2 separate regions of the Mus musculus genome follow, and region 1 is linked to region 2. A link is a loop called in an ENCODE intact Hi-C map of the cell type or tissue named here. Cell type or tissue: gastrocnemius. All regions are shown on one strand. Each heading gives the region's core, and the rest is flanking DNA. Links, peaks and the distances in the headings are about the cores only.

The links. Hi-C counts contacts between places; a loop is a spot of excess contacts. Peaks named below come from ENCODE experiments on the same cell type or tissue, not always from the same donor. Only the 100,000 strongest peaks of a DNase experiment are listed, where the experiment ranks them.
Region 1: a loop joins it to region 2, with 1.9 times the contacts of the local background. A loop is called at or near these places in 6 of 42 quality-filtered maps.

The regions. Positions count from the first base shown.
Region 1 is chr8:47,998,952-48,010,863 of GRCm38, forward strand. It overlaps Gm32052 (a long non-coding RNA gene), which reads right to left and starts at 10,601. Exons shown (of 3, transcript XR_378954.3): 1 at 9,984-10,601; 2 at 6,922-7,037; 3 at 3,288-3,742. In gastrocnemius, for the core only: no CTCF peak of the experiment used is centred there; no DNase peak of the experiment used is centred there.
Region 2 is chr8:47,945,557-47,957,468 of GRCm38, forward strand. The region is part of intron 1 of Wwc2 (WW, C2 and coiled-coil domain containing 2); the gene reads right to left. Gm39173 (a long non-coding RNA gene) reads right to left here and starts at 4,055. Exons shown (of 3, transcript XR_870421.3): 1 at 421-4,055. In gastrocnemius, for the core only: a CTCF peak has its summit at 6,037 (motif pointing left); DNase peaks (open chromatin) are centred at 6,039 and 8,851; H3K4me3 peaks cover 193 bases.

The DNA.
Region 1 (11,912 bases), core at 1,357-9,356, 52 kb after region 2:
GATGAGCGTGTGTAGACACATAAGATTCACTTATGGTAATTCTACAAAACAAAGCTCTATCTTTTCAAACTGTTACTCCTGTACCGGAGCCATAGGGCCTCACTCTGTAAGCCCAGGTTATCCTAGAACTTACTGTGTCACTTAGTTTGGCCTTGAACTCATAGCAATCCCTCTGCCTCAGCTTCCTAAGTCTTGAGGTTACCATGAACAAAGAAACAAATAGATTCAGCTACTTTCTAAGTAACCTTAATTTACAAATGGCCTTAATACTGTCCCGTAGGCATCCTGAGGTGGTGGCAACTTCTTCACAAACATACAGACCTGCTGTTCAATTCCTAGCAATCAGGTAAAGAAGTCAGGTGTGGTCTCCTGCCTGCCTTTAACACCAGCCCTGAGCAACACTGAGGGAAGCAGAGACCTCAGAGGCTGACAGAGGAGAATGCCTGACACCCTCCCCCTGCTTGCAAGAATCCACAGGACACATGCATGCATGCAACAGACAAACAGACAGAGACGTGTACACACACACACACACACACACACACACACAATGTCCTTGGAAGCTCTTTGTTGCTTCCTAAAAACAGAACCCTGGCAAGAGTATCACATACTTTGGGGTTATCAGGCTTTCAATCTCTTTCCATTTGAATATAAAAAATAAAAACCGATGCCTGTCGCTGATTCTGTTGCCTGTCTTTGAATCCCATTCCCCACGCCGGGCTGCCTTGTGTAGCCTCAGTGGAAGAGGATGCACTTAGTCCTGATGAGACTTGATGTGTCAGGGCTGGTCTGTACCCATGGGGTGATGAGGGGAGGGGTTTGTGAGAGTGGGACTAGGAAGAGAGGAGGGAGGGAGCCTGAGGTCAGGATGTGAAGTGAATAAATAAATGAATGAATGAAAAACATGTATGCCAGAGTGTTCTAAATGAACAGAATTAATTATATATTATATATTACATATCATACACACACACACACATATCACACTATGATGGCTATTTGGCTATTCTTGGTTGTCAACCTAACTACATCTAGAATTAACTAAAGCCCAAATGGCAAATGGCTGGGAACACCTGTGAGAGATTTTTTTTTCTTACTTAAATCTTTTCAGGTGGGAAGACCTATTTCTTCTATTTCTTTTCTTTTTCTTTTTCTTTTTCTTTTTCTTTCTTTTTTTTTTTCTTTTCTTTTCTTTTTTTTTTTTTTTTTTTTTTTCCGTTTTTCTAGACAGGGTTTCTCTGTGTAGCCCTGGCTGTCCTGGAACTCACTTTGAAGACCATGCTGGCCTCGGACTCAGAAATCCACCTGCCTCTGCCTCCCAAGTACTGGGATTAAAGGCGTGCGCCACCATCGCCTGGCAGGAAGACCCATTCCAATCTTTTGCTTCAAATCCAGTCTTCAGGATAAGATCAGTTTGGTCTCCTTTCCATGTTTGGAGTGCCCTTCTCCAACAGTAGGAAATCTGACCCTCCTCACCCCAATATGCATAAGTATTTCATCAGCGCCTCTGAGTAGACCCACCCCCTGGAACTGTCAATTTCCCTTTACTTGCTAGTTGTCCCTCTTACTCAGGTCTCTATGCCTCATGACTGATCAACTCCCTGATCAAAACCTTCCTTACAGGGGTTCCCTTCACCCCTCAAGCTCAAACTCCCCACACCAGGGCACTCTGCCCCATCACGTGGATGATCTATCTATCTTGTTGGGCTCTGACATTCTACCCAAAGCTCTTCTCCAAAGAATCCATCTTTACTCTGTTGATCTCAGCCCCGGTACAAGAGGACGTTTTTTGTTAAACCTGAACTCCGACGTAAACCTCAGGGTGCCCCCTCTGTGTTGCCTTCTGCTGATCTTTTAAGGCTCAGCTCTCTTGTTATAACAGTGTTTTCTAATCTAATGAACACAAGAGTATCATGGTGGACGTCTGCTAATGCAGGCTACTGAGCCCCATATCAGGGAAAGTCCAATCCAATTGGTTTGAAATAGGGCCTTGAGGTCTGCTTTGTCCACTGCAACTCTGGGTGCTTCTGATGCAAATGCTCAATGTGACAATAGAAGAAATCCTTTGTGTTTGTGTGTGTGTGTGTGTGTGTGTGTGTGTGTATGTGGGCCAGCCAGATGGCCCGGCGGGTATAGGCACTTGGTGCCATGCTTGGTGAGTTAGGTTTCATGGCAGAAGGAGAAAATCAACACCCTTGAGTTGGTCTCTGGCCTCCGAAGGCACGGCTCTCGGATTTTGTAGGCTCACCCACACAAACAAACAACAAATAAATGTTTAAAAGCCTTAGTGGTTTTTGGTTTGTTTTTTTGTTTTGTTTTGGTTTGGTTTTGGTTTTTCGAGACAGGGTTTCTCTGTGTAGCCCTGGCTGTCCTGGAACTCACTTTGTAGACCAGGTCGGCCTCGAACTCAGAAATCCGCCTGCCTCTGCCTCCTGAGTGCTGGGATTAAAGGCGAGCGCCACCATGCCCGGCGGGATATTGGGGGAGGGGGGAGAGGCAGGGTTTCTTTGTGAATTTACTCTTTGTGAATTTCACATCACCCCAATCCCACTCATCCCCCAGTCTCTCTCTATCTACCCTCCTGCCTTGCAACCTCCCCGCCAAAGAAAATTAAAAATTAGCCAGGTGATAGTGGCACACCCCCTTTAATCCCAGCACTTGGGAGGCAGAGGTCAGTTTAGTCTACAGAGCAAGTTCCAGGACAGCCAAGGGTACACAGAGAACCCTCTTGAAAAACAAACAAACAAACAAACAAAAAAAAACAACAAAAAAACCCTAAATAAATAAATCTATCTCACCATGGAAGCTGCCGTGTGTCACAATATACCTTTTTGCCCAAATAGTTCTACTTGCAAACATTCATTGCAAGGAGTCATTTGTCTGGTTCAAGGCCTCTGGCTTCTGCTACACTATCAACAGTGGATCCTTATCAGGACTCCTCTGGATATCCTATTGTTGCTCTGTGTCAAGCAGACTCTGCAGCCTTGGTCCTGCAGGACTGGCTCTTCGTGGGCTCCAGCAGTTCAGATGGGGTAGATGATGGAGTGAGCCAAGTCAAAGCCCCGGATGTGATAGCTGAGTTTGCCAGCCCTACAGCTTTTCTAGGACTGAGCCACTAGGGACAGTTCTCCCAGCTTTGCCCAGGAGAGAGGTGGGGGACAGCTCTCCGGCCTACGCTAGGCAGTGAGGAGTGGGTTTTGTTGGTGGTGGTGGTTTTGTTTGTTTGTTTGCTTGTTTGTTTTAAAAAATACCTGTGTGGGGAAAAATACCTTTCCATACTAAGTTGCTGAATCAAATAGTAAGCATATTTAATATTATGACTTGTATTAACCAACTATGTGCCAGAATGGCTGTGCCAATTCATAATCCCACCAGGAACGCGCACGGTGCATCGTCTCCATTTTTCTGATCGTTTCTGTTGTGCTTTCATTGTGCGCAGGGTGGGTAGGTGCCTGATGATATTTCATAATGGGCATCATCTTCTCCTTGGGCCTTAGTTTCTGCATATAGAATTAGGTCTTAGGTTATATCAGTTTCCCCAAATTTGCCCTGTAATGGAGCTCTAGGAATCATTGGTTAAAAAGCCTGGTCATAGGCTTTGCATTAGGCCATTCAGGGAAAGATAGCCAGAACACGTATATTCGATTGTGACCTTTAGCTTTTCTTGACTAAGGTAGATCCACGAGCTGGCTGGTTGATTGGTCAGCTTAACACAGGATGAAGTCATCTTGGAGGAGGGACCCTTAAACGAGAAAATGCCTCCAATAAGACAGCGCATTAGGAGGGAGAGCTGTGCGCCTACTTGATGTGGGAGGACCAGGGCCCACTGTGGGCGGAGCCATCCCTGAGCAAGTGGTGCTGGGTAGTTTAGGAAACGAGGCTGAGTGAGCCATCAGGAGCAAGCCAGTGAGCAGTGTTCCCCAATTTAACTGTGGACCACTAGCCATACATTTCTAAGGAAACAGCAAAGGCTGCCTGCACACAACACTTGCATAGTGTCCCGATGAGATAAGCATAAAAGATGGATTCAGAGCATAGCATTTGTATCTTTGTCAAGCCTAAATAGTTCAGATATTTTTTCCATTTTTAAAGGAATACTGTCACTTCAAAGATTTAAAATATTCCTAAAATGCCAAAGCCACATACCAATACTGCCCCACTGCTTTCTCCCTGAAAATATTAAAATGATGGAATGCTACATAGTAAAATAAAACCTTCACACCCAAAGGAAGATCGGGCTTGAAGTAAAATAATTAATAATAAGGTTTCCAACATAACAACAACAACAATAAAAGTGTTTTCAATATAACAAAAACATGTGCAGCTAAAACCAATAATAATGGTAAGAAAGAGTAAAATGGGTTCTTACCATGCTATACCTAAAGGGTGGGGGAAGAGGAAGCAAGCTGTGGCTAAAGGTTTGCCACAGAGGAACACGGATGCTCAGAGAATAAGTATTAAATGAATAAATGGGTTTTTTTTATACATTGTTCTTTCTTTTCTTTTTAAAGGATTTATTTACTTATTTTATATATGTAAGTGCCGTCATCAGACACACCAGAAGAAGGTATTGGATCTCATTACAGATGGTTGTGAGCCACCATGTGGTTGCTGGGAATTGAACTCAGGACCTTTGGAAGAGCAGTCAGTGCTCTTAACCACTGAGCCATCTCTCCAGCCCCAGGATGATTTTTCTTTATGCAGTATAATTATTTTTTGAATATTTTTTAAACAAATACTTTTAAAACTTAGTCATCAGGCTTCTGTTAACTATTGACAATTTTTACCAAATAAATCTGATTTAGACCTTTTAAAAAATTCAATTATTTAGCACTATACTATGACCAGTGCTAGGCTTTTTGTTTTTGTTTTTTTTGTTTTTTGAAACAAGAACAATATTTCATTGTCTGGCCCAGGCTATCCTGAAACCCACTCTATGTATGGTGCAGTCCTGTATCTGTGGCTATCCACCTGCCTCAGTCTCCTGAGTACAACAGTTTTGAAAAGCAAAGAAACTGAAGCTTCAGTAATTAAACGTGTGCAGCCAAGAGCATGCAGCTAGTAATGAAGCCAGGACTGAAGCAGAGGGAGCAGCCCCCATGACTGTGTTCTTAGCTGCAGAGAGCCAGGCAGGCAAGGAAGGCACATGGCAGGGCTTCCAGGCAACTGAGTTAAAGATGATAGAAGCAGGCTGTATCCAGACATGAAAATGTTGCAATGAAATTCACCAGTGTGTGTGTGTGTGTGTGTGTGTGTGTGTGTGTGTGTGTGTGGTGTCCACGTGTATGTACTTGGGTGTACATGTGTGTAGGACAGAGATGATACTGAGTACCTTCATTTATCACTTGTTGATTGATTTATTGATTGATTGATGATTGATTGATTGAGACAAGGTCTCTTGTTGAACCTGGAGCTCTCCACTTTTGCCACACTGGCCAGCGAGCTCTAGAGACCTGATTGCTTCCACCCCCAGTATTGGGTTTGCAGACGTACACCACTGTACCTGGCTTTTACACAAGTTCTAGGGCTCCCCAGTTCACGTCATGCTCATACATCAAGCACTTTATCCACTAAAGCCACCTCAGGGCTCTTGGAATAGCTTAGGCAATGAGATAAGGGATACAGAATTGGATTATAATCCGAGTCAGGTGTGATGGCTTGAGTCTGAGCCCTTGGCAGGTGGAGACAGAAGAAGCAAGGTTATAAGGGCATCCTAGATTACACAGGGAGCTCAAGGCTATCTCAGGCTATGACAGAAAACCCCCAAAAATAAAATTATACATGAGTTGAAATATAAAATATTGACAAAAAAAATGCCGGTGTGGTGGCACACGCCTTTAATCCCAGCACTTGGGAGGCAGAGGCAAGCAGATTTCTGAGTTCAAGGCCAGCCTGGTCTACAAAGTGAGTTCCAGGACAGCCAGGGCTATATATACAGAGAAACCCTGTCTCAAAAAAAAAAAAAGCAAAAATAAATAAATAAATAAATAAATAAAATATTGAGGTTGATTGCCTGAATAAGTGAATAGATGAGTGAATGAATGAATGAATGAATGAATAAATGAATGAGTAACAGAGGGAGAATCCTAACCCTTTGGCCCTTGAGTATGGCCTGGCGGTAGTGTCACTGTTGTTTAAAAGGAGTAACTTCACAGTAAAGAAGCTTGGCAAGGGGTTAGAGAGATGGCTCAGTGGTTCAAAGCACTAACTGCTCTTCCAGAGGTCCTGAGTTCAAATCCCAGAAACCACATAGTAGCTCACAACCATCTGTAATGGGATTTAATAACCTCTTCTAGTGTATCTGAAGACAGCGACAGTGTACTCATATACATAACATAAATAAACCTTAATAAAAGAGCTTCACAAACACTAAGCTACACAATCGAGCTTAGCGTTACTAGTGATAAGTCATAGTCCCCTGGTCCCACTGCAAGCTTTTCCCCAGCCCCTAACTCCAGTCTAATCATGGGAAAGCTTCAGCTAAGCCAGGACCGAGGCACAGGAACAGTCTACAAGTTAGGACAGGACAGACGACACCAAGGAGCCGACAAGACTGGGGTAATCTCAGTGGTATAATAACTAAGTGTCCCCCAGACTGGAATTTAGTGGAAGGCAATGCATTACACTTCTTACCAATGCACTAAATTTCTTACTGGGACAAATGGGTTTGAGAGCTTTTAGCATTTTGGGAGATGGCGTGAAGCTTGTACGTGAACATTCCACACCATAAACCACATATGCACGAGCATTCCAAACAAAGGCTTCACTAAGGGAAAATAACGTGGAGGGGGTGGGGAATCAAGGCAACCTCTGCAGAAGACTAAACGTCCCAGCAGCCTAAGAATGATATGATAGGACATCTCAGAAGATATCTTTAAATGTGTGAAGATAGTCCTTTCAGGAGATGGGTTAGCTTTCTACCTGCGATGATGTTGTCATTTATTGCTTGAGGTTTCTTCAAGGCCCTGGGTTCCTCTTTGATAGCTATTCAGTTTAACTCAGTCTGTACAGCACCGGTAGTCTCTTTAGTTCTATGGCTGTAAAGAAACACCATGACAAAGGCATCTTACAACAGAAAGCATTTAATAGGGACCTTGCTTACAGTTCCAAAGGATGAGTCTGTGACCTACATGGCACTGGACCAGTAGCCGACAGCTTAGAGCTTATCCATGAGCAGTAGGCAGAGAGGTCTGGGCTGGACCTGGTGTGTGATTTGAAACATCAAAGCCCATCCCCAGGGACACGCCTCCTCCAACAAGGCCACACCTCCTAATCCTTCCTCTATAGTTCACTAGCTAGGAACCAAACATTCAAATATGTGAGCCTTTGAGGGTCATTCTCAAACCACCGCAGGAAGTAATCTATGAACGCCAAGAAACAGAGGTCACACATACTATTTTGAAACATCATTTATTTAGTATATGGCAATAATCTGTATTGTATTGTATTGCATTGTATTATATTATATACAGACCCCATCAATTTTTTTTTGGTAAAATAATTATTACTAGCATTTCTTTTCTTGTTGGTTGTTTGTTTGTTTTTTGTTTTTCCAGACAGGGTTTCTCAGTGTAGCCCTGGCTGTCCTGGAACTCACTTTGTAGACCAGGCTGGCCTCGAACTCAGAAATCCTCCTGCCTCCCGAATGCTGGGATTAAAGGCGTGCACCACCACGCCCGGCTATTACTAGCATTTCAGAATATACACATGGACAGTGTTTTTTCTTCTCAGGGCCATGTTAGCTTAATGCTCTGACACTGAAGTACATCCCAAGTCTAGAAAAAAAAATTCTAATAGTACTAATTCTAAATAATTTTGTTGGCTTTTACAGTTTGTATGAGCTGACCATATCTTTTTAAAATCCACTATTCTTAAATGACTCTTTTGTGTAGGAATATACAATATATTAATTGAAATGGGAACAATCATGGGTTAATTGATCTAAAAATATAGTTCTAGGCCAAATTCCACCAGCTATTTCAGATATAAAGCCAAGGCGCATATAAATGCCTGTTTAAATTTGTCATTCAGCACATCTGTGCACCATCCTTAGATAAAACTTTTTGGTCTTAAAAGTTAAGCATTATGCAGAGGAAATAAAGTCCAACTGTTCAGACCGCTAAATACAGAGGAAACAGATGGTCTCTGACCCTCCATAGAGGCCAGAAAATTCTCCTGCCTATTTTGGCTCTTATATTGTAACTAATAAAAAGTCAATTCTTCAGCTATTTGTGGTTGTAAGCTGTATAACCTTATACATTAGATTACAGATTAGGTAGATAGATAAAAATATGATGCAACATTTGCGTACGCACACACACGTGCACACACACACACACACACACACACACACACAGAGTTTTGTTTGAGGCCGAGTAGAATGGCCTGAAATTCACTCTATAACTAAAGATGACCTTGAAGTCCTCTTCTTTCTGCCTCAGCCTCCTGTATACAAAGACCACAGACACATGCCACCATGCTGGTCCATTCTTATATTTTGATCTACCAAAATATCACAGACAATAGAGTAGGAATTTATAAAGCATTCAATAAGACAATGAAAGAGATTGAGCACCACAGAATTGATTTGGGCTCAGTGCCCAGAGAAACCTCAGACTGGGATGTCTGTGACTTAAATAGGTGCACTAGAGCCACTATAAGCGGTTCATCTTGGTGGGTTTTCAGTTAACTGAATAAAGGCAGACAGATATGTCATGGTACTGGTACTAATTTGCACTTGATTGTAGAAAGATTACCCACAACAAAGCCATTTTGCACACCAGTTTATATAAGGCAATGCAGTTAAAAACTATAGTTATCTAGGAGAGGATTCAGTCAGCTCTCAGGAATGACACCTGGGATTGTCCTCTGTCCTCCAAATGCATGCACACATGTGTTCTTGGATGCCCATGAGCATGCTTGTGCAGTGATAGTCATCCAATCACTTTCAGTTTCTTAGCAACCTGACTGTTCTTGGAGGAAGATTACTGCAAAATTTTATTGCTGTGTTCTGCTTTGGTTGCTCAGAGGAAAACAACAACAACAAAGACTTGACAAGAGATACCATAGATTCTCGGCCTCTTTTGAGAAGTCCAAGCTGCAAGCTAGTGACTCTCACCACTGAGGGAAGAGATGGTTTCTTCCCTGTTCAGTCCAGTCTTTTACCCTATTGTTCTTGAGTGGTGAAGACCTTTGCCACTCTGGCTTCACACCTGACCTGAGTCCCTGGAAGTGTGCAGATCCGCGGCCACCCACATGCAGGTACGCTGCCGAGAGCTGTGTAGAGCCGACATCCCTTGGCTACAGGGAGAACCTGAGCAACCAAAACCTGCCATATTGCTTCCTTTTCTCTTTTTCTTTTAGTGACACGGAGGTAATACCTGCGCACACATACATTTGGACTATGTAGAAACGTGGCTGTGTATTCTCCTTTTTCATTCTTTTTCTGGTTGTTTTTATTTTTGTGCACACGTGCCTGACAACTTTTCTTAGGAACTATTGATTACCACCTTATAGCTGAGGAATTTTTATACAACCCTTGGTCTATAGACATACACATCAAATAATGATAACTCATTTATTTTTAAACAATTTGTTGGCATACATATCATCTTACCATTTGTTCACGATTAAAGGGAATTTGTATGTTAACGAGACGTTCATTTAGCTTTAAATCAAGAACGACGTTTTAGCTGAGTATTTAATTCTGCAGGGCACAGAGCATCGTCAACATTTTTCATAGTTGATAGTTTGATGTTAGAGCTGGCAAAGCCGAGTGTGCCACTTTGCATAAATCCATAGCACAAAAATCCCAAGAGTGTGTTTAGAACCACTCAGAAATTGTCGGAAATTCTGTCCTAGTCTCAAGAGAAACTTTATTTAATAATTTAAAAAATGAACCTCAAATCAGCAACTCCAAGACCTTTTAAAATAAAGCCTTTTAACGCAATACAATCACAGAAATCCGCGCGCTAATCTTTTACCTGCTAAGAGGTGGCGTAGGCAGGAGAGACTTTGTGTACTGTAATTAAAATCATTTATGTTCCTCCTAAGAGCAGAAAAATTTCTAAGCCCAATAAAATACCGCAACCAGGAACATTCAACACACAACCAGGACTGTCCAACACTCTAGTCTGGTCTGAACTGTTTAAGGCAGCAGCGGTGAGGCTAGGGGGCGACGCATGCGCAATGTGCTTCCCCGTGTGACGTCACAATCAAGGCTGCAGAGAAGCTGTACTGAGTAACAAGAGCAAACACTGCTAGAAAACATCTTAGCATTGTTACACAATTAGCTTTGTTGCTGTTGTGTATTCAGAAACTTTTTACTGTTGCCAAATTTTCCACTGTGCCTACCCATCATCCCTTAGCTTCAATTATGTGACATAGTGTCATGGTCTACGTGGGCTGGGGCTTAGGGAGAATCCCAGAGTCTAGGGTCGCGAAGATCTTTGTTGGGTTCCTGGTTGTATTGGATTAGCTGGGCAACCCTACAGCCATCTTCCTGTCCGGTTTTCCATTTCTCAGCTACCCTATTTGTTGTGTAGATATTGGGATCTGGTAATTGAGTGTGTCTGACACAAGGCATCATTTAGAATTGGTTCGTCTTCCTCTGCCCTTATCTCCCATCCGCTGATGGCCTTGTCTTTCTTTGCCATCCCTCTTTTTATCTTTACTGCAACCAAAACCCGCAATTGTTTGAGGAAAAAAAAATAACGTTTGTAAGTCTTATTACTGTCATTGTGTGTGCGCGATGTGTGCGGGAGTGAGCATCCCACCACGCGTATGTGTGGCGGTGAGAGATAGCCGGCAACTACACGGAGTCCGTTTTCTCCTTCCGTTTTTACCTGGGTTCTGGGGATTAATTCGGGGGTCGCTAAGCTTTCCTAGCAAGCATCTTCACCTACTGAACCATCTCACTGGCAATATATTTTAAAATAGTTGACCCTAAACTAATTAATTGTTTTGTTTTTCGAGATAGGATTTCTTTGTGTAATTGGCTTGGCCTTCCTGGAACTCGATTTGTAGATCAAGCTGACCTCGAACTCATAAAGATCTACCTGCCTCTGCCTCCAGAGTGTGGGGTTTAAAGGCAAGCGTCAGTATGCCCAGCTGATTAATTTTCTAATTCAGATACCTCATGACATTGAACCTTTCACTATTTCTTGCAGTAAATGTTGAAAATTATAACGGACTTCTTCTTCTTCTTCTTCTTCTTCTTCTTCTTCTTCTTCTTCTTCTTCTTCTTCTTCTTCTTTTTAACTCCTCCCAATACTAAACTGTTTTCCTAATTCCTAAATTTGGGGATAGGAACCTTGGCGTCTTGAAGGAAGGGTGGACGCCTCCAGCTGGAGAAAACAGAGAAGAAATTCAGCGGGGAGAGACGTGAATTTAGTTAAATATATATATATATTTAACTAAATTCTATATATATATATATATATATATATATATATATAGAGAGAGAGAGAGAGAGAGAGAGAGAGAGACAGAGACAGACAGAGAGACAGAGACAGACAGACACAGAGAGACAGAGACAGACAGAGACAGAGAGACTGAACGGGATTCAGCCAATCAGCTCTCTCCATGGGTGATGAATTGCAGAAAGGAGGAAGGCCACCTTGGTGCACCCTGGGCATTCACCTCTGCCCTTCAGTCAAGCTCAGCGAGGTAAAATGCCTTTCATTCTCTAGGAAAAAGGAGCTGAGATGTGAGGCGTGTCTCAAACCTTTCTTAGAACCATTTCCCAAGGCCTGTGTTAGTCTCTTAAGAATTTTTCTGTCGCCGGGTGTGGTGGCACACACCTTTAATCCCAGTACTCGGGAGGCAGAGGCAGGCGGATTTCTGAGTTCGAGGCCAGCCTGGTCTACAAAGTGAGTTCCAGGTTTCTCTTTTTTCTCTTTATCTGAATAAAG
Region 2 (11,912 bases), core at 2,664-10,663:
GTGATATGAAACGAATACCACCAGACTATTCCTTGGATACCTCCCCCCCCCCAATAGCTTTTGAACAATCTTCTTCATTAGTATTTTATCTTCCCAAAAGTCACTGTAAAAGTATCAAAACGGGTATTTTAAAATGAAGTTGGAATGTGCACCCCTAAAGCTGGTGGGAGAGCCAGTCACACAGTATGTCCACTTTTGCCCTTGGGGAGGCAAATCAGAGTTTAAAGGTGGCTTCTGTAATAAAAGATAAGTGTCACAGAGTTCTGACGTCTCTCACAGCCTACATTAGTGTGTTAGCTACTCACAACAGGAGTTGTTTGGCACAATCACCATGCACTGTAAAAGCCGACCCCGTTCACACTGAACAATGAGGGCGACACATGTAACCATGTGCAAATGTGTATCTCCCCAGAGGCCCACCTGTCTCATGTGCTCTCCCACTAGCCTGGAGATGCTTCCGTGGTGTCTTTACGTCTGAAAATGCTCAAAATCTCTCACGACAAAATTTAAACAGGAACATGCCAGAAACTTCTGTCCCATATTCCATTATCCCAAGCATATTCAAGTTCATTAGTTTCCAGCATCGTTTTTAAAATATTTTCAGCAACTGTAAGTCAGCCTCTGACGTCGCCATGCTCCTGGGTCTATAGTAACACTGGGTGATGAAACAGTAAGGTGGTCTTGATGTGAGCAGTGTGCCGGCCCCGCCACCACCAAAAGCTCCACCCTGCTATGCAATGGCTGCTAGAGAAATAAAGCAAGAATCACAGCATGGATTTCCCATTACCTCGAAAAAGCAAACACAGCCAGCTGCGATAGCCTTGATGTTCAGTTGGGCAAACTGGCCAATGTGAGCATTCCCTCGGGGCTAGCCTCAGACACTCCTCCCCTGTGTCTATTTATGTTAAAATAACATGGGTAGGAATTGAGTCTGGTACGGTGTTACCCCCAAGCAGTGAGTCCACGGAAGTCAGACAGCTGTGACAGCCCCAGGAAACCATTAGCCAATTTCCAAAAATTTCCTAACAACCTACAGTGTTGGGGAGCACTGATCTAGGAAAGGGGACAGGTTGACGCTGCTTCTCAGTCACCTCCCATTCTCCAGCTTGATGCTATTCTTTTCTTCTACCAAGTGTCTACCAAGTTGGGTCAACTTCCTAAGGGGTGGGACCAAAAAAAGAGTCCTTTCCAACACTGAACCCCTCCTGGCCAGATCCTCTGCCTATAACACAGATTGCCTTACACTGTGAGGAATCCCAGCGTTCACACTGGTCAGATGTGTGTAGCATCCAACTCTTTCAGAGAGCCTGCCCACCCTTCTCCCACACGGCTGTGGCTGAGACCCCTCTACCCAGCGCACTGCCCACCCTGCATTGGGCCAGGATTAACAAGTCAGGTTCAGCTGCCCCCAGTGAATGCTACCTATGCTATCATTCCAACTATATAAAGCATGCATGTGTATAAACTAGGATCAGAAGGTATACACAAATGTTGTTTTAAATATTTAATATAATTACTTCTAAACTTCGATATTGCTGATCTTGTTGCTTTCAATAACAAATTAAAAAAAAAAGTATTCTGAGACCTGCAGAATGGCAACGCAGGTGAAGTCTAGTGGCCTAAGTTTGACCCCAGGATCAATGTGAAAGGCCGGATGTTTCTGCCTGCGTTTATCAAGACATTAGAATTGCCTAAAATATTCCAAATAATTAACAAGAATATTATGGGGTGGGGGAAAGAACTGCCTAAGAACTTACCAGCCGGGCAGCCTGGAACACACACACACCAGCAGAAACAGGACAGGAAGAAGAAAAGGACAGGAAGAAGAAAAGAAAGTTGCTCTCTGGTCTCCGTCCTTACACTACAACACCTATACTCACACATATCACACACACCCACACACTTTACTGGGGAAGGGGGGCTGTTTGATTCATTTCCAAATAGCTCGAAAATCAGTATTGACAAGAATTTTTTAAAGCCACTTATAATCTCTCATTGTGAGGCAGCTGTGATTTCAAGTGTTTTATAACTAGCATACAACTGAGGAAGAAAGAGGCAAGCACCTTGCTGCAGGACTGCATGGCGCTAAACAGTGCCAAGATTAAGACTCTTCTCTAAACCACTGCACATCATACTCAACTGCACCACACGTCAGAATTAGCTGACCCCCCTCTCTACCTGTGGGGCCCTAAACCACTGACAGTTCGCAGGACGAAGCATCTCACCCGCTGCCATACACTCTTGGCTTTGACTCTTGGCAGACCTTGTCACTTAAGCGAAAGTGCATCTTAGCCTGTACTGTAAAAGAAAGGGGAAGTGCAGAGGGTTTAAAAACCGACATCAGTGAGACAACTCTCATTGCCGACTGCCGAAGATAATCGTGTTTGTTTGGGAGTTATTTTCTAATTACAATTAATAATGGTCCATGTACAATGAGCTTCATTAAACAAATCTTGTCCTGCTACAAACAATTAGTAGGAAAACAACAGAAACCAGAACCCTTATTAGTAAGACAGATCAGGAATAAGTAACGACATCTGGGAGCACGCATCCTTTCTCTCTCTAATTAGTCCTGGCAGTCATGGGCTTAATTATTGCTTTCAGATATTAATCTTAACCTGCATATGAATGACTGAACAATGCTCCAAGATTAGAAATAAATGGCACGCAGTCTTCCTGACCCCACCACATGCATCGCATCTTACGGTCTGTCAATCTTCTTCATGATGCCCTGTGTTTTGTAGCTTTTTTTTTTCAACTGGCGACTGAAATTCTAGAACAGAATACTACACACAATAGCGCGGTTTCCTGGTAAGCACTCACCACTGAGTCCACTCAAATAGTCACATTTCCCCACACTTCTACCTCACATCCTCTCTATAGCCACTTCCTTCCTGTGTCTACATAAACTGCACAGGAAACTGATTCAGACTAATGGAACACTAATAAACCAACTCGCCTACTATTTAAAAGGAATTTATCTTTGTTCCTTTTCAGATATGAGGTCACTCAAACGGGGGAGAAAGTCCTGATGTTGGTTCCAAGGATGTGCAGTGCCTATCAGCTGTCCCCACACCTGAAGGTGTAGGAAAACCTTCTAGCTTCCCTCTTTGCACCCTGAACACCAGTCTTGCCTGCATATTCCCTAGTGCTCAGTATTGCTACTGTGAAATAGCTTAAGCCAGGACCACCAAATGATGTAAAAATCATCACTTAACCCAAAATATATTTTCAATTTCAGTAAAAACTTAAAATGTATTCCGTTTACTAACCTAGAAATAAAATAGCATTAATATTTGCCTAGAAATGCTTGTGTATTATTAAAAATATATAAACCTCCAAGAATGATAGCACCCACTACCCCATAAACAGTTCCCAATTATCCAAATGAAGTTCATCTCTGCTCAGCAGGATGAAGTTACTAAGTGTGATTCATCTCCGGGCAACTCTAATCAATTAGTAATGACTCCCAGAGAACTATCTGTTAGGCAGGATTCTGGGGCAGAGGACAAATAGACCAGAATGCAAGTAGAGAGTGTGGAGCACAGGCTACATGTCTATGCCACCCACGACAGTGTAGTCTGATAGACGTGGTGGCGATGGCTCTCTTCTGACCCCAGATGTCATGCCCAAGTCACCCACTCACTATTAATGAAGTCTTAATTCAACTCAGAGGCTACCAAGTTGGTGTTAATATTAGCTCAATAAGACAGTGTACAGCCAAAATCAGCCTGCTGAAGAATCCCAAAGCAACGACTGTCACCATACTTTACAACTGGCTTTTCTCCTGATGATGACAGTAGGAAGCTCACTGCTCATTCTGGCCTGAATGCTGAATTCTCACGTGCTTTTCTTTATATTGCTCATTCTGGAAGAAAATAACATTTTCTTGGTTTTGACTTTTGGTTTTTGTTGTTGTTTTGTTTGTTTGTTTTTTGTTTGGTTGGTTTTTTGGGGTTTTTTTCGAGACAGGGTTTCTCTGTGTAGCCCTGGCTGTCCTGGAACTCACTCTGTAGACCAGGCTGCCCTCGAACTCAGAAATCCACCTGCCTCTGCCTCCCAAGTGCTGGGATTAAAGGCGTGCGCCACCATGCCTGGCCCTCTTGGTTTTGACTTTATATATAATTTATGGAAGGCAGCTGAACATTTCTGTGTTTTGCCTTCCAGGATACTGAATAGTAAAACCACCCCGCCCACACCCTAGGCCCCTTGGGTAACATTAGCCTGCTGCTGAGTGTTGAGCCAGAACACACACCACAGGGCTCCTCACTGATGCAGGCCAGGAGTGTGCCCAGGGCAAAGGACCCATCCACAGACACGCAGTGCAAACTCCTCAAGTCACCACTTACACACCATTTCAATACTAAAATAAGCACACACGTTTCTTAAAGGGAGACAAAACTGGACGAATCTTTCTTTAGAAGAGTAGGAAGGCGGAGTTTAAAAGAAGCTTGTTCTTAATCTAAAAAAGCCTGTGCACGTGTGTACGCGTACACACATACACACACACCCTTGGGGGCTCTCTATTCTCTGCATTAAGATACTTGGGTGAAAAGGCAGTGCCAGACAACATTGATCCATTCACAGGCACACACACAGGAAGACAAGTCTGCAGGAGGGATGTCCAACAACAAAAAGTGTATTTGGGGCAGCAATTTTTGTTTACTCTAACTACTCAGCTACTCGTGCAGCTGTCAAACAGCAATAGCAAACATTTATTGAGCACTCAGGCACAGGCTTGCGGAGAACATCCTAATAGGGGCCCCATCTGTCCCGTGTCCCTCCCCGATAGATACCCATACCTTCTGCCCACTTGTTTAAATCAGCACCCTTCAACCTACAGGGCCTACCCCAGGCATACGGCCTTTCTGTATCCCCTTCCTGGCATGCCTTGTGCTGTGCCTCAGCCTGCCTGTTGAGAAGGCATCCCCTACTATCATCCACATTGAAGCCAGGCCTCGCTCTAATGAACTGCATACATGTCGTCTCTGAGCCCACCAGCAGTGCTTGTCATGTGGATGAATAATACTTGCTATTTATTTAGAAAGATCTAACATAAAGGCATCACGTATAATTAATAAAGATATCAAAACTGTACCCCCACACGATAAACCCATCACCGTCCACAGAAAGGTGGACTCACAGGTGTCCACAGCACACTGGCATGTGTACAAGTATCAAGGAAAGACCTTGAACAAGATCAACACAAATGCGAACCCAAGGCTTAGTGAAAAATTACATATAAAAACATTGAGCTGCTGAGGCAACTCAGCTGGTAACAGTGCTTGCTGCCAAGCCTGCCAAATCTAGTTGTCAATCCCCAGGGCCCAAAAGGTAGGAGAGAGTCCCTTGGGTGGGCCTGCGACCGCCACATGTCTGATGTAGCACACACGGACACACATATACACAGATAAATGTTTGGAAATTGAAAATGGCCCCTCCCTGAGAGGCACCAAGGAGTTCCTTCCTCCACCATGCACTGTCGCTACGCCATCCCACGAGGCAGCAGGATGTCAGGGCCTGAATTGCACATCCCCTCCTGAACTCTCAAGGTGACTCTGATTACAAACAGGCTCTTTAAGTAGAAATCCAGGCTAAACTAGGGCCTGTGAGGAGTCCCTGGCCAAGCAGAACAAGGTCCTTATAAAAAAGAAACAGCCGAGAACCACTGCCCTTCACACAGAGGGCAGTACTGTCACAGTGGTGGAAACAGACTATCACAATACTTACCACTTCTGTGTGAGTCTAAATCTTCCTTCAAATAACGATGAAAGCTCTTCCTGCCTTTCTTGGCCTGCACCCCTTAGCTACAGTCTCCCACAAAGTGGCCTTCTCCAGTTCTTAAAGAATGAGCCAGGAAGAGAACAAACCCTGCAGGAACGACCTGAAAAGATCCCAGTCCTACATTAGCAATCCTGACTCTGTGGGTCTTCGGCAAGGCACAGAGCATCCACTCTTAGCAACCTAGATGAGTCTAAGGCAGGGTGGACCCTCAGCTGTGTACCCCTGAGCAACTCTGCCCCCTACAGGTCACTCTTGGATTGAGCATCTATGTGCACTGGGGGTGCAGGACACACAAATGTGTGAATGTCTCTCTGTGTGTACTCTTGGCATAACAAACTCTCCCAGCAGGAGAGGCAGGGTCGGGGTCATTCCAGGCTCAGAAGCAAATTTAACAGTCTCAGTGGCTAAAAATGGCAATGTTCCCATCTTCGTCCCCACAGTGGCCCCTCCGCCTGTACACGGGACTGGTTCTGTCATCATTCAGGAGCTTCAGCTGATGGAGACAGGAAATAAGCAAGTAGAAATGAGTCTGGCCTATCGGTAAGCAGTTGGTATTTACTAAGAGGAAAGGTACACAGCTGACAGCAGGAGAGAGCTCGGGAGCTCAGCCTTGTCCACCGTAGGGATGGAACTTAACTAAAGGAAGGGAGCAAAACCATCACAACTCAGCCCCTAAAACCAAGAGTCCCTGCGTGGCCCTCGTACACCTCCTCCAGCTGACTCCATCAGACCCCCACACAACTGAGGTGAACCCCAAATACAGTAATCAGCTGTGCTCCCCACCCCATGTCAGCTCTTAGAATACACGGAACACAAGGTACCAGAGTCAACTCATGCCACCAGTCACTACTGTAGTGCCTGAAACGGCCCACAGTAGAAATGCATACACAGAGACCATCCCCAACTGCAGGAAAACCTTTGTGAGCTTGCAAGAAAAAAGATTTGGATCAGGAGCTCAGAGCAGAGACAGTAGAAAAGACAGGCAGGGCTTAAAGGAAGGTTTTCACCTAGACAGGGTGTCAGTAAATTAGAGAGTTACAAGTCAACACATTTCCCACACAGGTCCCTTCAGCTTTCCCTGCTGAGGGCTGTGGCACTACCTTGTGCTGCAGCTGAAGAGAAGTCACAGGTAATACTTAAACAATAGGAACTCCTGTGCTCCATTCAAATGTCACTCAAAAAATAAAGGCCTGGGCTGGAGAGATGGCTCAGCGGTTAAGAGCACTGATTGCTCTTCTGAAGGTCCTGAGTTCAAATCCCAGAAACCACATGATCGCTCACAACCATCCGTAATGAGATCTGACGCCCTCTTCTGGTGTGTCTGAAGACATCTACAGTGTACTTACATAAAATAAATAAATAAATAAATAAATCTCTAAAAAAAAAAAAAAAAAAAAAAAGGCGGCCCTGGGTCAGATCTGGTTTACAGACCAGTCTGCTAAGCCCTGAACTAAGCATGAGTTTTCCTAATGAGTCTAGGACTCCACTCAGAGCGTGAGCAAGGTGAGAAGCCTAAAAGCAATCCCTACCACCATATCTGGATGCTGAAGACCAGGCTCTCATTTAAGAACAAACTGGTAGAAAACCTCCCTAGGCTTAGGGGCCAGGCAGGGAAAAGACCATCCCAAACTTAAGCCCCAATAATTAGTACAAATTTTTAATTAGGTCTTATACCTTGATTTTATTTTCAATAGTAAAAAACAAAAACAAAAAACAAACAATAACAACAATAAATAACAAAAACAAAACCCACAACTACAGAATTTGATTCCAAAAATCCTTTCTGAAAGAACAAAAGATGGTCAGACCTGAAAGAATTAAAACAAAATCCCACTGAAAACAAAGAACACAGCAGACACAGTGAGACAAACTTCTAACTCAAAACACAAGGATGGGGCAAGAGGAGCAGAGGTGGTAAAGTGATTGCTGCCTTGCAAGCCTGAGGGCCTGAGTTCAAATCCCAGAGTACATGCGAACAGCCAGGCATAGTGGATGTCCCTGTAATCCCAGAACTGAAGTGCTGGAGACAGGCGGACCCCCGGGGACACTCACCATTCTGCCTAGCCTAGTTAGTGTGTCCCTGGTCCCAGTGACACTTGGTCAAGGGGGAGAGGGGTTCCTGAAGAATGACTCCCAAGGTTGACTTCTCACCGCCACACACAGCGTGCATACCCATATACAGACAGACAGACAGACAGACAGACACACACACACACACACACACACCAAACCCTGACAAGAAGCAAATGTTAAGTACAAAACAATAAAACTCCTGAGTGACAGCTCTGAAACCAGAATCCATCTCAATAATCAATGGCACCTTATAATTAGCCACTTTAATATGAGTGTGTGTGAGTGTGTGTGTGTGTGTGTGTGTGTGTGTGTGTGCATAACCCTTACATCAATGGCTTTTTCTTTTTTGGTTTTTCAAGACAGGGATTCTCTGTGTAGCCCTGGCTGTCCTGGAACTCACTCTGTAGACCAGGCTGGCCTTGAACTCAGAAATCCGCCTGCCTCTGCCTCCCGAGTACTGGGATTAAAGGTGTGCGCCAACACTGCCCAACCATCAATGACATTTTAAATGTGGAAAAATAAGGCACTAGTGAGCTGAAACCTAACAAATACAACAAAAAAATAATAATTCAAGACCAATTCAAGTTCTTCCAAAGAACACAAGGTCAACTAACACTGGAATATGAATTGATATGTTTATTATTACTCAGGCCTCTCTCTTTCTCTTTATACACTCTCTCTCTCTCTCTCTCTCTCTCTCTCTCTCTCTCTCTCTCTCTCTCTCTCTCATGAGTATATCAAAAAGAAGAAAACCTCATGATAAAATTCAGCAACCATTTGTTTTATTTTATTTTACTTTAAACTGTCTCGTGGTGTCCATCAGTGGCAGTCGTGACAGTTTGTTTGATTCTGGAGCAGGGGCCCCTTCCTAGACCAGGGAAGGCTTGGGACGGACACATGTACTGGTGACAGATCAGCTGAATCAACCCTGCCAATAAAGCGGGTGGCAGATGTCGGGGTGGATCAGCATCATCACATCCACAAGATGACTTCCTGGACCTGGTAGTGATGCCCACAAATACCTGTGTAGGCTGACAGCACGCCCTGTGGGATTTGGACCAAACAAAGGCGCTCATTATTTCTAGCTCAGTCCAACCCTGTATTCCAGCTCTGAGCTAGAACTGTACGGCAATGAAAAGAAGTAAAAGAACTAAAGGAAAGCAAGAAAGAACAGAGAATCATTATTCATAAATGGTATTAATGTCCTCACAAAAATAATCCAGGGGCTCTCTCTACCCAATGTCAAGATTTCTAATAAAGCTGAAATACTAAAGAAAACGTGACATTGGTAAAAGACTGAATTAAACAGACTAAAGGAAATGTAACAACAACAACAAAGGCAGATACACACGCACACACACACCCACACACAGATGAACATGTGTAGAAACGGTGTTGAAGCCCATCACTCCTCCCAGTGACAAGGCTAGGCATTCCAGTACGTGGCACTGAAACCAGAGCCACAGAACAGGAAAAGAAACTCACCAGAATGCAACACCCCAAAACTAAGTCCTGAAGAGTTACTGACCCAAATGTGAAAGATCAATCCTCAAATCTGTGCAAAGAGAATACAAAACACAAGATTCTTGAGCAAGAAAAAAGAAAGAGACCAATCATGAATTAGAGGTTGGATAAGTCTGACTGCACTTAAGACCAAAACACCAGCACCTCAGGGCTGGCAGGGTGGCTCAGTAGTTTAAAGGGCTCTCTGCTCACTGAGGAGGGCCTTAGTTCAAGTCCCAGCACCCACATGGTGGACCAAAACCTTCCACAGCTCTAAGTCTAAGGGACCCAACACCCCCCTCTGACCTCTGGTCACCAGGCGCACACATAGTAAACAGATATACCTGTATGCAGGTAAAACACACATAAATAATAAAATCTTAAAATTAAAAAAATAATTCTAAAAACCAAAATGTAACTCCATAAAGATGGGAAACAAAGAAGAGGGAGGGAGGGAGGGAGGGAGGGAGGGAGGGAGGGAGGGAGGGAAGGAGGGAGGGAAGAAGGGAGGGAAGAAGGGAGGGAAGAAGGGAGGATAGAAAGGCCAGAAACACTGGGCAGTGGTGGCACATGGGCAGTGGTGGCACACACTTTTAATCCCAGCACTTAGGTGGCAGAGGCTGGCGGATTTCTGAGTTCGAGGCCAACCTGGTCTACAAAGTGAGTTCCAGGACAGCCAGGGATACACAGAGAAACCCTGTCTTGAAAAAAAAACAAAAACCAAAACAAAAACAAAACAAAGAACAAAAACAAAACAAACAAACAAACAAAAAGCCCAGAAACTAGAAGATACTTGGAGCATAAAGAATTTACATGGGAAATTTCTAAAGTGTATAAGGAACTTTTAAGAATCAGTAAAAGTCTGGCAATAATGGAATAAGCAAACAAAACCCCACCCAGGAACTGCAAGGGAAAGGACCAAATGGCTACAAACAAGATCAGGCTCAGCCCCATTCTCAGAAGAATCTCTGCCTCTAAGTAGTTAAGTTTGCTGAAATGGAAGGTTTTAAGTGAATCAGGCATTGGTGGCATATCTGAGCACTCTTTTTACAATGTGAGGCCATAAATACTTTCTCTCCATTTTTTATAATTCTGTGTTTTGAGCTTGTCGTCACCTTGTCTTAATTTCTGTACATGTTGTCAACGTGTCTTTCTTCAACTGTCCCCACAGTTCAGCTCTCAGTCTGCCCACGCCACACTCCGCAGTTGTGTGGTCCAAACTCATAAGCATCCATGAGCGTCTTCTGTTTGTATGGACACATGGCTTCCTGGAGACTCCTGACTGCTACAGCTTCTCAAACAAACACCGAGTCATGGCTGGAGAGTCCGACCCGCAGCCTTCACCCTTCCTTCAGAAAACTGGTTTCTCTGTCCCAGCTCATTGACGCTTGCTTCGCACAAACATTTTAGAGTCAGCGTGTCCCTATGTACAAGAACTCCTGCAGCTGTCGGGAGGTTTGTTTGGGGATGTTTGAAGTACGGGAGCAAACCCAGGCCTCTCACAAGCTAGAAAAGTGTCCCCCTCTGGGCTGCGCCCACAGCCCTGTGCTGGCATTTTCACTGGAGTTGAAGCAAATGGCTTTTGGGGAAAAAATGACCTTTTTGGAAGGTGTTACCTTTTCCCTATTAAGATGTACAAGGACTAGCATGATGCCTTTCACGAGGTTGAGAATCCATTCAAGAAAAGTTGCTCGATCCAGCTTAATGAACTCCATGGCCTTTGCGTGCCTGAGGAGGCACCGCCCCACACGTTCAGCCCATACTCTGGAGGAGATTGGGGCAGTTTCAAAGTGCAAACCCTAGCCCAATTTTGAGGGTAGTTCCAGTGGATCTCTTGGTTACCCATCTTGCCTTCAGACAGCCAATGAGGGACAAGGTAATGAGTGACATTTTAAGGAGCTTATTATTCCAGCTCACAATGATAGTGTCCTGTCTGTCTGTCTGTCTGTCTGTACATATGAGGCAAAGGCTCCAGTATCCCACTATGGCCTCAAACTTGTGATATAGGTGAGGATAGGATGACCTCCGGCCTCTACCTTCCTTCCGAGTGGTAGGACAGCCCACTGCGCTCCCTTGCCTGGTTTGCACAGTGCTGGGAATGGTTTGTGCATGCAGGGCGAGCAGTCCACTGACTGGGCTGTACCCCTAGCACCAGCCTCCACCTCACATTCGCTCAGAATTTCCTCCATTTATTTCTTAATAGCATTGTGACATCGTCGGAGCATGGCCCTTACGCATATTTAAATTCATTGCTTGGGATTTCACCTTTTGAAGCTCTTACAATGTCCACTTTCCATTGCCTACTGTTTTAATTCAGTGCCCGTGCTCCACCCGCAGGGAAGAAGAGTCCTTGAGCACACACAGGCGGCTTTCTTCCAGGGACCCATTGGGGATGCTGGCAAACACTACCCTCACCCAATGCCAGTCAGTACTAACTGTGCTCGGGATGGCAGGTGTCAAATCAGGGAGCCATAATGTGCCATTAGTCCAGCTTAAGGTTCCACATACACGGGAGACTGTTCCATTTGTATTCCCTTCGTGTCTAGAAAATT